Regions from separate parts of the Homo sapiens genome. Here regions 2 and 3 are each linked to region 1. Evidence: chromatin loops called from intact Hi-C (ENCODE). Cell type or tissue: A673. All regions are shown on one strand.

What was found. Peaks named below come from ENCODE experiments on the same cell type or tissue, not always from the same donor. Only the 100,000 strongest peaks of a DNase experiment are listed, where the experiment ranks them.
Region 2: it touches region 1 in a loop (4-fold over the local background); 40 of 110 quality-filtered maps call a loop at or near these places.
Region 3: it touches region 1 in a loop (2.4-fold over the local background); 3 of 110 quality-filtered maps call a loop at or near these places.

What each region holds. Positions count from the first base shown.
Region 1 is chr7:82,050,112-82,054,111 of GRCh38, reverse strand. All of the region lies in intron 10 of CACNA2D1 (calcium voltage-gated channel auxiliary subunit alpha2delta 1), which reads left to right. Among named protein-coding and RNA genes, the nearest start is that of CACNA2D1-AS1, 43 kb to the right of the region's middle. In A673, a CTCF peak has its summit at 2,172; DNase peaks (open chromatin) are centred at 2,271, 3,131 and 3,821; H3K27ac peaks cover 1,459 bases.
Region 2 is chr7:82,479,809-82,483,808 of GRCh38, reverse strand. No RefSeq gene overlaps it. Among named protein-coding and RNA genes, the nearest start is that of CACNA2D1, 38 kb to the right of the region's middle. In A673, a CTCF peak has its summit at 2,100 (motif pointing right); no DNase peak of the experiment used is centred here.
Region 3 is chr7:82,140,271-82,144,270 of GRCh38, reverse strand. The region is part of intron 4 of CACNA2D1 (calcium voltage-gated channel auxiliary subunit alpha2delta 1); the gene reads left to right. Among named protein-coding and RNA genes, the nearest start is that of CACNA2D1-AS1, 130 kb to the right of the region's middle. In A673, no CTCF peak of the experiment used is centred here; a DNase peak (open chromatin) is centred at 1,830.

The sequences.
Region 1 (4,000 bases):
TCTTAAAGCCTGCCAGTTTTAAAGGCCATTGATTTTCCTAAAAAAAATATGTTGTTAAACGTGTATTTATTTGAAGAAAATTGTTAACTAATTTCTTAAGAAACACAACTGCAGGATATCTTCTTGTGGTTTCTGTGAACCAGGTTAATACAGACTTTACTGATGCACTGACAGCTCTTTGTAAATCCTAAGCTGGGTGTACTCATTTGGTGTGGTTTGAATGTGTGAGCTAAAAGCATATGGGAAAACAGAATATATTACTCGTAGGAAAAACTGGGAATACATTTCACCTGGAAGTATGCACCTCAGTACCTCAAGTTAAAAGTTATTAAAATACCTCCATTAATATGTCATAAACAGGGCAGAAAAGTAATATTGAAACACGCACAATTAATGGAACTTAAAAGATAAATAATCAGGAAGACATTTGAAAGATGAGGTCATAGTGACTTTCCACTCTGCTTCTGGAGATACGTATTACTGGTTTCAGCTCCTGGTATTACTGGTCCCAGCTCCTAGTTCCTCCTTAGGCTTAATTAGTTTTGGTTACTTATTTACTTGTTTATGGCTCTTATTTACTATAAAAATATCATTTTTTTGTCAACTACACTCTGAAGTTTTGTTAACTGTACACTTTTGTTTAATTTTATTATTTCAAAATAATCATTAATACATTTTTATGATTGAAAACTCACTAAATAATTTTAAGTGATTACATTGAGACATAGATTTGCTCCTCAGAAAATCAGTACAAATAAAATCCAAAGTAAACACGTGTTCATTATTTTTGTTATTTGTGCATTAACCTTCTATTTAATCATAATTGATAGGTAATTATTTAATTTTTTTTTTTTTTTTTTGAGACGGAGTCTCGCTCTGTCACCCAGGCTGGAGTGCAGTGGCGCCATCTCGGCTCACTGCAAGCTCCGCCTCCCAGGTTCACGCCATTCTCCTGCCTCAGCCTCCTGAGTAGCTGGGAATACAGGCACCCGCCACCACGCCCGGCTACTTTTTTGTATTTTTAGTAGAGACGGGGTTTCACCCTCTTAGCCAGGATGGTCTCAATCTCTTGACCTTGTGATCCGCCCGCCTCTGCCTCCGAATGTGCTGGGATTACAGGCCATTTAATTTTTTTAAAGCAATGTTCAAGTGGCAGACACTGTTCTAAGTGTTTTTCATAGTAATTTGTTTAGTCTTTACAGCAACCCTGTGAGGTTGATAATACTACTATTCTTAATATTGCGGATAAGAAAACAGTAGAAAAAGTCTTAGCAATTTTTCCAAGAAAAGAGAAAGAACTGGAGTGTAGCCATCTTCATTCATGATTCTAGATTTAACCAAAAAGTTATGAGGCTAAATCTTCAGGAATATTTATTTACTTTCTTTACCGTGTATCTTTTGCTCTTATGAAACTTCATATATTCTTATTTGCATTTATAATCTTTAGTGTCAACCACATTATATATAATCTTTAGTGTCAACCACGTTAAATTCATAATTTTAAAGAAATTTTTCAGTCTTATGAGTTAGTCTGCTTTATTTTGAGTATATACTGTCTGAAATTGATACAGGTAAAGAGAATTGATTCTTATGCAACATTCTGGTAAGAAAAAAGTAAAATTACATTTTTATCTTTAACATATAGGCCCTTCTCATTAAATACAGATTTAACAATTTACTGATATGGAAATTCTCAGGAAAAAAACCTTCAAAATATATTTATAATGTCAAGTTGTATGTGTGCGTGCATGTGTGCATGTGTATTTTATTTTCTCTCTAAAGCTGTTTGAAAGTCCAGGAAAGCAACAATATACCTTTAGCTTTTGTAACTTCAGGAATCCATAGTAATAAGGCACTGAGGAAGGAGGGAGTGGTTCTATAGTTAACTTTGACCGTAATTTTTCCTTAGAGACCTCATGCATTTCTCTTTATCTTCATACCCAAAAGAATGTGGGTCATCCAAAGACTCAGGATGCAATCTATATTAACACTTTCCCAAAGTTGCCCAGAAGCCACCAAACAGAAAAATCAAGTAGCCTCTCATTTTTAGGGTTATTTTTCTAAGTTTCTTTCATTCTTTTTAAAAATAACAGTAATTTTTCATGCTTAAATCATGTATAAGATGTCAGAACTAACGCTGCATCATTTCTGAGTGTTTCTACTATCTCCAGGGTTGTTCTTTGTTGCAGAAAGGAAGCCTGCTGTTAGCAAAGCTGAAATGCAAGCATAATGTAGCTGTTTTCCCACTAATCCAGTTATATGCTTTGATAGGAGTCAGTGGTAGATGATAGGAGCAGCAATTCAATCACAGCGTGTTCTGATTTGCAGGCAGAATTTCAAGTGTTGACACAGGGATTTGAATTTGTTTATGAATGTGAGGGAGTTTGACATTTTAGGAGTAAAATACTGCAAGCCAGTGGAGGATGATGGGAAAATGTATATGGATTGCAGACAATATGCTAAAAGTTAACAACCAAAGGAGATCTTCATGTCTTTTAATAAAACCACACATTTCTTACTAAAGAATTAGATGCACATGTTATGATTATGTTAAGGATCTTTGAGTCAGTTTTCCTCGTGGAAGCTTTTCCAATTCACAGTCATTATAAAATACTGTCTTTGATTTTTTACCAGAAAAAAAAATAATCAAAATATAATTCCTTATATCTTTGCTCTTGCTTGTAGGAAATAACTTTTTAAAAAGTTAGTTGTACCTTTTGTCCAGATTGTAGTCGCTAAGCAGCAGTCCTAGAAGTGACAGTTTATAAATGTAAGTACAAAGTCAAAAGTGAAGAACCATAGCTAAATAGGAGGCTGGAAAGGAAGGTGAGCCCTTTCCCAGCTGGAAGCTTTTCCCTAAATGCAACTGCTATAAAAGCCTGCAGATTTCCTGGGTCCAGACCTCTGTGTGAGACAGGTCTGTGCTTATTATTTGTCTATATAAACAATAATTCTGAATATGGTATTCTAAAGATTGTAAAAGTCTTTGCTTCCCACAGTATGCGGTTCAAGGAGCCAATATATGTTGGTTTATATCAAGTAAAGAGCAACGCGATGGAATGATCCTGCCAACACGTTATCCCTGCATGGACAGTGTTAGTAAGCTCACATCTGGTTTGACTCATTCTTCACAGGCAACCCTGTCTCTTAGATGGACTGGTAGAATTGCATAGGAATAACTGTGCAGCTTTGGAAACTACTAGTTTTATGACCTTACACAAGTAACCTAGGGCTTCTGTCAGTTTCCTTATCTTAAAAATGGACAGGATAATTTAACTTGCTGAAATGTTGTTGAGTACCAAGTGAAATGTCACATGTAAAGTGCTTATATATTGTAATCATGTATTATGATGATGATTATTGTTATTTAGTGTCATCTTCCAACATTTTTCCACCAACTGTTGGGAGACATTTCTTTATGAATCTTTCACATTTAAGTCTAAGCATTAACAGCCAATTTATTCAGATTTATTTGCATTCCAGGATAGTAAAGAGATTTCTCCTTCTCCCGAAGAGATTTTCAATGCAGAGTAATTAAACTATTGTGTCTCTCTGGAGGGGAGGATGAGTGTGGGCCATCAGAAGCCCCTGTATAAGATCAGGGACTTCCTCATCTTGGGACTCCTGGCTGGAAACCCATCTCACTACCTATGCAGGTGACCCCTGGCTGTCCTCCTGTCATCCTGTGGGAATTGAGGTTTGGGCAGCTTGTGCAAACAAAGATGTTACTCTGCTCCTCTGTTGCTATGAGTAATAAACTCTTTGTCTCTGACTCAGAGGGCTTGTATTTTTTCTGCCTTTTATCTATGACACTGTAGGAGGCTTACTTGTTAGCTTACAACTGCTATAAAATCTCAGACATTTCAGTTCCTGACTTGATTGTTTAACACCAACTAATACCAGAGCAGGAGGTTGTTTAAATATGGAGTTGCACTGTGTAGGCAAGTAAGAGATGATTTCAATTGTTCCATTTCCTATGTGCTTTAAATTTCAGATTTCC
Region 2 (4,000 bases), 430 kb before region 1:
TTATTTGATAATAACAAGTTTTTCCGTAGACCAAAAAATGACCAAAGGAAAAGAACCAGAATATAAGTATAGTTTTGTAGTATACAGAATTATAGTAAATGCTACTTGGTAATTCACTTTTTAGCTGTTTTCTACCTTAGAATTTTTAAGCATACAGTTCTGCTGCCTGGGAAGCTTGTTCCCAACTTTCCATATGGCTAACTCTGAATTATCTTTCAGGTTTCAGCTTAAATATTATTTCCTCAGCAAAGTGTTTCCTACATGCCAAAATCTAAATCACATACTCCTGTTCTGATCTTCACTATATTCTTATTTTTTCTTCACTGAAGATATTTGTAGTCATATATTTATGTGTATTATTATTTATTTTACATCTTTCTAGAAGACTAGAAAGAAGATTCCTGGGGGCAAAGGTCTTATCTGTTTTAACTCTTATTAAATATACATCCAGGCTGGGCGTGGTGGCTCATGCCTGTTATCCCAGCACTTTGGGAGGCCGAGGCGGGTGGATCACGAGGTCAAGAGATCGAGACCATTCTGGCCAACATGGTGAAGCCCCGTCTCTACTAAAAGTACAAAAATTAGCTGGGCATGGTCGCGCTCGCCTGTAGTCCCAGCTACTTGGAAGGCTGAGGCAGGAGAATTGCTTGAACCCGGGAGGCAGAGGTTGCAGTGAGCCGAGATCGCACCACTGCACTCCAGCCTGGCGACACAGCAAGACTCCGTCTCAAAAAATAAAAATAAAAATAAAAATAAATAAATAAATAAACATCCAAATGAATGAAAAATCCAACTAATTTCAAAAAAAAATTTTTTTTTGGCCATATGTTAATTCTGTGGCACATAAAATGGAATAATACATATAGTTTTCTATGTGATTAAATACGTGTAGTTTCCAAGTATTATCATTGTGCAGTAACTGTACAATCTGTAGGCAATAGTTAATTTTCCTTCAATCAGAATAGCAAACACATCATAAGAAAACCAAGAAAACCTCAAACCTATCACTTACCATCTGATAACTGAAGACAGGGCAAACTTTAGTCTTACTGGGAAAATAACAAATATGTATATGCATGATAGAAGATAAAGTGATCCAAAAATGTAGTTATCAATGATACTACCAAATAGTAAATGTGACCAGGTGCAGTGGCTCATGCCTGTAATCCCAGCACTTTGGGAGGCTGAGGCAGAGGAATCACTTAAACCCAGGTGTTCAAGGCTACAGTGAGCTATGATGGTACCACTGCACTCCAACCTGGGTGACAGAGCAAGACCCTGTCTCTAAAATAAATAAATAACAAATAGTAAATGCTTAAATTCAGACTTCCCAAAATATTATTGGGGAAAAAAAGTGTTACTTGCAAAATAAAAAATTTTCTTACAGACTGATATTCTCCTCAAAGGGTCTTAGTGAAAAGTTAACTTGTGTGGTTGTTTGCAAACCTTTACAAGTATTCATTGCTGTTGTCAGTGATCCATGTAATTCAGGTAAGACTACTTATTGTTTGCTTACCTCACTTTTTGGTGAAAAATATGCAGTATCATATTAACACATATGATTGAGCTTTAGAACAACATTTTTAAAAAAACAAACATAGCATGTTTTTCCTCTTTCACCATCTTGTAGAAATCTGATGTATATTTCAAGCTTCCAGATAGGATTAGTAAAATGTGTAAGTTTATCCTTCTTTTGTCAGGTCCATAATCTTTTACCACTTTATTATGATTTTTAAATTGGTTTGCAGATGAGGGAAGAGTGTAAATCAATGAGATTCTGAAGACTGCCAATTACTTTTTCCCTCCATGAGGATTTTTAGAGCGTATTTTGGAGATATCGAACATTTAACCAAAGTACCTTAATAGAAAAGAGTAAGTAGATGACAGGACGTGTGACTTGATTCTATTAACATCATGAAAACAATAAAATAAACCCATTATTCTCTATTGTATTAAGAGCAGTATTTTAGCACAGACTCAACAACAGCAATGCATTAATATAGAGATGTGATTAAGTCATTTAGCATTGAGCTGTAAAACAAGTGTTAACCAAAGAAAGTACAACCAACTATGAGATGACTAAAAAGGGAAAATGCAGTATTGTCATAAGACCACTAGAGGGTGAAATGAGAACCATAGCCACAATTTCATGTGAAAATATTTCTGCAAAAGACTTCATTTAATCAATATATGACAATTTATTACATTTAAAACCATTATTTATCTTCACAGAATTTTACTATAAGAAAAATATCCATACTTATACTTGAGACAATTTATAAACAGAGATGAGTTGATGATTTGATTTCAGCCAGCTAACCAGAAATCACAGCTCTTCTACATGTTTAATGTGGCAACCATTTTGCTACCTACATTTAAAGCAAGTTATTTGAAAATAACCCAAAAGCTAAGACTTTAACATTCAGTTAATGTGATTATTTATTATTACTTAGATGAATCTAATAGATTTAATTTTAAAAATAATACTTATTTTAAATGTATGATGTCTGTTAATTTAAGCATAACCAGGACCAGGTGCGGTGGCTCATGCCTGTAATCCCAGCACTTTGGGAGGCTGAGGAGGGTGGATCACCTTAGGTCAGGAGTTCGAGACCAGTCTGGCCAACATGGTGAAACCCCGTCTCTACAAAAAAATACAAAAATTAGCCAGGTGTGGTTGCACCCACCTGTAATCCCAGCTACTTGGGAGGCTGAGGCAGGGAGAGTTGCTTGAACTCGAGAGGTGGAGGTTGCAGTGAGCCAAGATTGCACCACTGCACTCTTCCTGGGTGACAGAGCAAAACTCCATCTCAAAAAAAACTCTTAAGCAGAACCACACACTTGGTGACAGAATAGAAATTTTCTGGCAATTCACTTATGAAGAATGTTTAAGTTGATTATAATTCATAATAAATCCCAAGTTCACTGTTGTAAGTGTCACAAATGCTCATTGACTTCTTTGGTGTCTCCATTTTAGACTTATGGCTAATTTATATCAGATTTATTTAAACCGACTTAATTAAACTGATGCAGCTGGATATCCCTTGGCTCTTTTACTTTTAACCTGAAACTGCTGTCGGAAAATGTATACCATTCCATGAATATGCTTCCTTTCCAAATTTTACAAGTATTTACTTCATAGGCTCTTTATTATTGTTTTCGATGATGAACATATTGATGATGATGATGGTGATGGCTAATATTACTGAACCAGGTACTGTTCAGAGTACTTAACATAAATGAACTCCTTAAATGTGTCCAGAACTATTTTGAGTGTATACCATGAATAAAATCATCCAATCCTCAAAACAATTCTATGAGGTAAGTTCTATTATTATCTTAATTCTATAGATAAGGAAACTGAGGAATAGAAAGGTTTAGTAACTTGCTCAAGATCTCATGCCAATAAGTGGTGCAGGCAGGATTTCAAGTCTTGCAGTATAGACACAATCATCCCTTGGTATCTGAAGGGGATTAGTTCCAGGACTCTTGCAGAGTTCAAAATCCACAGATACTCCAGTTTCTCATATAAAATTGCCTGGTAGACTCAGCCCTCCATATCCACAGATATGGAAACTCCCACTACAGAGGGTCTGCTATACTAGAAGACTTTTTACTTCAATTATTTAGAAGTAGTTTAATTCTGCTACCTGGAAACAAGAGATAGTTTAATGTTATCAAGCTCTCATCTACTAAGATGCTATCTTGGGGCCGGGCACAGTTGCTCAAACCTGTAATCCCAGCGCTCTGGAGTTGGAGACCAGCCTGGGCGACATAGTGAGACTCCATCTCTATAAAAAATATATATATAAATTAGTGGGGTGTGGTGGCATGCACCTGTAGTCTCAGCTTCTTGAGAGGCCGAGGAGGGAGGATTGTTTGAGCCCAGGAGGTAGAGGCTGCAGTGAACTGTGATTATTCCATTATGCTCCATGCTGGGTGACAAAGCAAGAGCCTGTCTCAAAAAAAAAAAAAAAAAAAAAAAGCAATCTTGCAATTT
Region 3 (4,000 bases), 90 kb before region 1:
AAAACATTGTAGGAAGTATGGTATTAGTATCAGTACTATCGATTGTGTTGGAAACCAAATTCTTACTAGCTTAAGAAAAAAAAATGATTTTTCCTATCACCAAGAAGCCAACAGATGAAGGAAGCCTCAAGGATTCAGGCTGTAACCAGCTCAGCTTTTATGACCGTAACTACTCCTAGACCTATTACACCCAAAGAAATAGAGAGATGGAATACAGTTTTTGAATATATTTAGGTACTTGTTAATTTGTGTCATCAGATAAGTGGGGTGATGTGATTTACTAGCCAGACAGAATCACATGATTAGATTGGGTGAATAAACAGTTTCTGAAAAGCTATAGGATTTCTGAATAGAAAAACATTTTACCAAAGAACCCTACATGTTTGTTAGAGTTTTTAAAACATAGAAACTCCTGATTTACTGGTGTGTAATTTTCTCCAGCAAGATTGGGCAGTTTGGATGTTGGGATGGACAAGCAAACTTTTAGATTAATACAAGGTGAAAGTTTTTATAGGCAGTAATGAATGATGATTGATATGTGGAGGTGTACATGTAGACTGGAGAGTTACAGAATCACACAGGTCTGGAGCACAGCAACACATTTGGTGGACAGGATGCGTATAAGCCCCTTCCACTCCAATTAATTACCATTTGCATTAGGCTTTCTTATAAATCATCTCATTTGGTTTATCAGATTAAAAAGCATGACAACAACTAGTAATTTTATTTCTTCTCCACTCTGCTATGTGGAATCTTTGAAGATAGCACTTAAAAGACACATTGCATCCTAACTGATCTAAGAAAATAAAATTATAATTTACTTCATGTATAAGTAGGTATTAACTAAAGTTAATTGATAAATTCTATGGATGTATATTCCTGATATTTTTCATATATAAAAAGTAGTTAACAATTACGGGGCATATATTGTGTGCCATGCACTGTACTTAACACTTTATATCAATTATCTTATTGTCTCTTGTCACATAATATGAATGCAGGTTTATCACGTCTTCAGTTCAGTTATATGGTAGCACTTATCTCTAGATGGTCTTGTGTCCATCTTTATTTTTTCTTTTCATCTTCTAAATTACATACTTTCTCAATATGTTCATGTTTTCCAAACTTCAAACAAATATAATGACAGGAAAAAATACTTTTTTTCCTGGAGCACTGTCTTGAAAATGATTTACTCACATTCATATCCCCCCTCACCACTGACACCCACAGACAGCCATACACACACATACATGTTCCTAAGTTCTTTTATTCACACAGTGTTACAGTGCTGTTGGTTGAACTCATCCCAGGTACAACAGTTGATAATGGACAAAATAGCAGTGGTTGCTAAGTCAAATTGCTACAAATGTATTTCCAGAAAATTTGAGCTATAAATGATTTTAGCTAAACAGTGTAGATGTTGGCTGGCATGAATCATTAACATAACTTATTTTTAATGAAGAGTATCTACAATGTTTAACCAATTGACTTGGTATTTGGAACTCAGGAGTGATAAAAATGACAATAAGATTGCAATATTTTGTAAAAGTGACTTTATCAGACAGTACAGTTGCCCAAAACTTGTCAGGCTGTGAATCATGTGCAGAGCTGAGTATAGCCAAGAAAGAGAATTAGTAAATTGGACAGGAAGTTAGTCTCTATTTGAATTTTGAATGTGTCATATATTTTAATTGTTGACTATAAAATCTTAATTTTCAGTTGCAATATTTAAGCCTTATTCCTGGCAACATCTTAGTTCCATGGGGAAGCTTTGCATGTGTGCCTCAGATTTTTAGCATAATCTATTCATCAGAGGCCCACATTTGTGAGCAAGTGGCATGCAAGGGGCTGTCACTCACAATATACATTTTTAAGATGGAAAGGTCTATTTTGCTCAGATTTAATTTTTGACTCCCAAGAGACAATGTGGGACTAAAGTAATTTATCTCTCAACTTGCTAGGGGATGTTTGAAATTTCAGTAAGCAGCAGTATTATATTAGCATGGACCATTTGGGCAAATTTGTTTCAAGGAGATAATAAATAACTAAACTGCATGGTTAAAAATCAGAAAGAAAACAATTTGTTCTTGTCATCTGGTGGCGCTTAAATTATGAAAAATAGCTCTCCAAAGGTTTAATCCCTGAATCTAGTTTGAAGCTGTTGCTGACTTTATTCTATCATACTGCACATAATGCCTTGAAATCCACTGAAAACCTGTGTATTTGAGTGTGAAACCTTCCAAGATGATGTTGTTTAATAATTTGCATAAAGACATTTAGGCTGAAGGATAATAGAGAAACAAGATTACTCTATTCTATCATTTGTTCCCATGGTAATTAGTTTATATGCCATAGTTTTAATTAAAGTATTAAATGATACTGGTATAACTGTACTTTCTAGAGAAGGGACTGAGGGAATTTTTAGTGATAAGACAGGGAAATGATTAAGAAAGAAACACATATGCTCAAACTGATCAACAGACGGGCAATGTCTTGACTATCTAAAATTGTTAATTCTCAACTGTTTTGAAAACTGAGAAAGCTTTAGTTTATGTGGTCATGTCATCCAACCATAATGAGATATTTTTCATATATACGAGGTCAGATCCTTGCCACAGACGAGTTGTAGGGTGAACACTTGCTCCCTGTGGTCAGGGTGTAGATATTATTCATCTTCGTTTCTCCAATACGTAGCACGGAGAAGGTTGCCAAAATAATTGTTGAATGAGTGGTGTGGCTCCCCCGATTGTTGTTGAAACCCCAAAATCTCCCTGTACAAAGTCTAAGTGGGATGGGAACAGGAGACTGGGTTAAGGGAGAAAGAATTCAGCTGAGACTTTTTCCTCTTCTCCTTTAATTTTACCCACTTAAGGCATTTAACTTCATTTTTTTTTTTAAATTTCCTCCCCTAATTTTCTATTAGCACAGAATTCATTTTAAGTAAAACTCATATCTATAAAAGCATCAGAACAGAATTTAGTTGATTTGGTGTGAATCATCTTTTATTCCTAAGAATTGTCCTTTCCCAATTCTGTTAAGATTGGTTCTGGATATATTGTGGTGACTCAGTGATTTGAATAACTCCTAGTGAAAGACTGATTTAGTTAACATAGCTGGACATATCTTAATATATATTTCTAAATAGCAAAAAGATAGCTTTAAATGAATTGATAGGAAAGAGAATGACTGCTTCTCCAAAATATGATTTTTCTCAAAATTATAGTTGAAATTGTTTCTGAGCCAAATAATTCTGAAAGCATTCAAACAAAAATCACAAACGAATAATTGCAATTTTTTTTTCTTTTTTTTTTTTTTTAGAGACGAGTCTTGCTCTGTCGCCTAGGCTGGAGTGCAGTGGCGTGATCTCAGCTCACTGCAAGCTCCACCTCCCAGGTTCACGCCATTCTCCTGTCTCAGCCTCCCGAACAGCTGGGACCACAGGTGCCCGCCACCACGCCCTGCCAATTTTTTGTATTTTTAGTAGAGACAGGATTTCACCGTGTTGGCCAGGATGGTCTCGATCTCCAGACCTTGTGATCCACCCGCCTCGGCCTCCCAAACTGCTGGGACTACAGGCATGAGCCACCGCGCCCAGCCAATTGCAATTTTTTTTTATAAGAAAATATGAACTGAGACTTGGAAAATATTTTGATGTGGTGATATAAATTAAGTGCTCTTTGAATATTTGGCATTTATTTTAAGGTCATATTCCATAGAGGTGGATTTGGTTGACAGAGCAGATGCAGAGTTAGTTTCTCCAACTCCTGATGCCCTGTATAAATTTATTCTTATTAAAATTGATCAAGTGAGCTTTTCTGTTTCATGAAATAAGGGAATAATGAAATGTATATGCTATGAATGAAAATTTGGGGTTTGGGAAAGAAAAGCATATTTATCATATGAGGTTTGTAAAAATGCTCCTAAGCCAAAAGCAATATCCCATTTATTGGTGAAGAAGAAATTTAGTTTTACGGTATGGGACATAATTGGTTGCAAATTC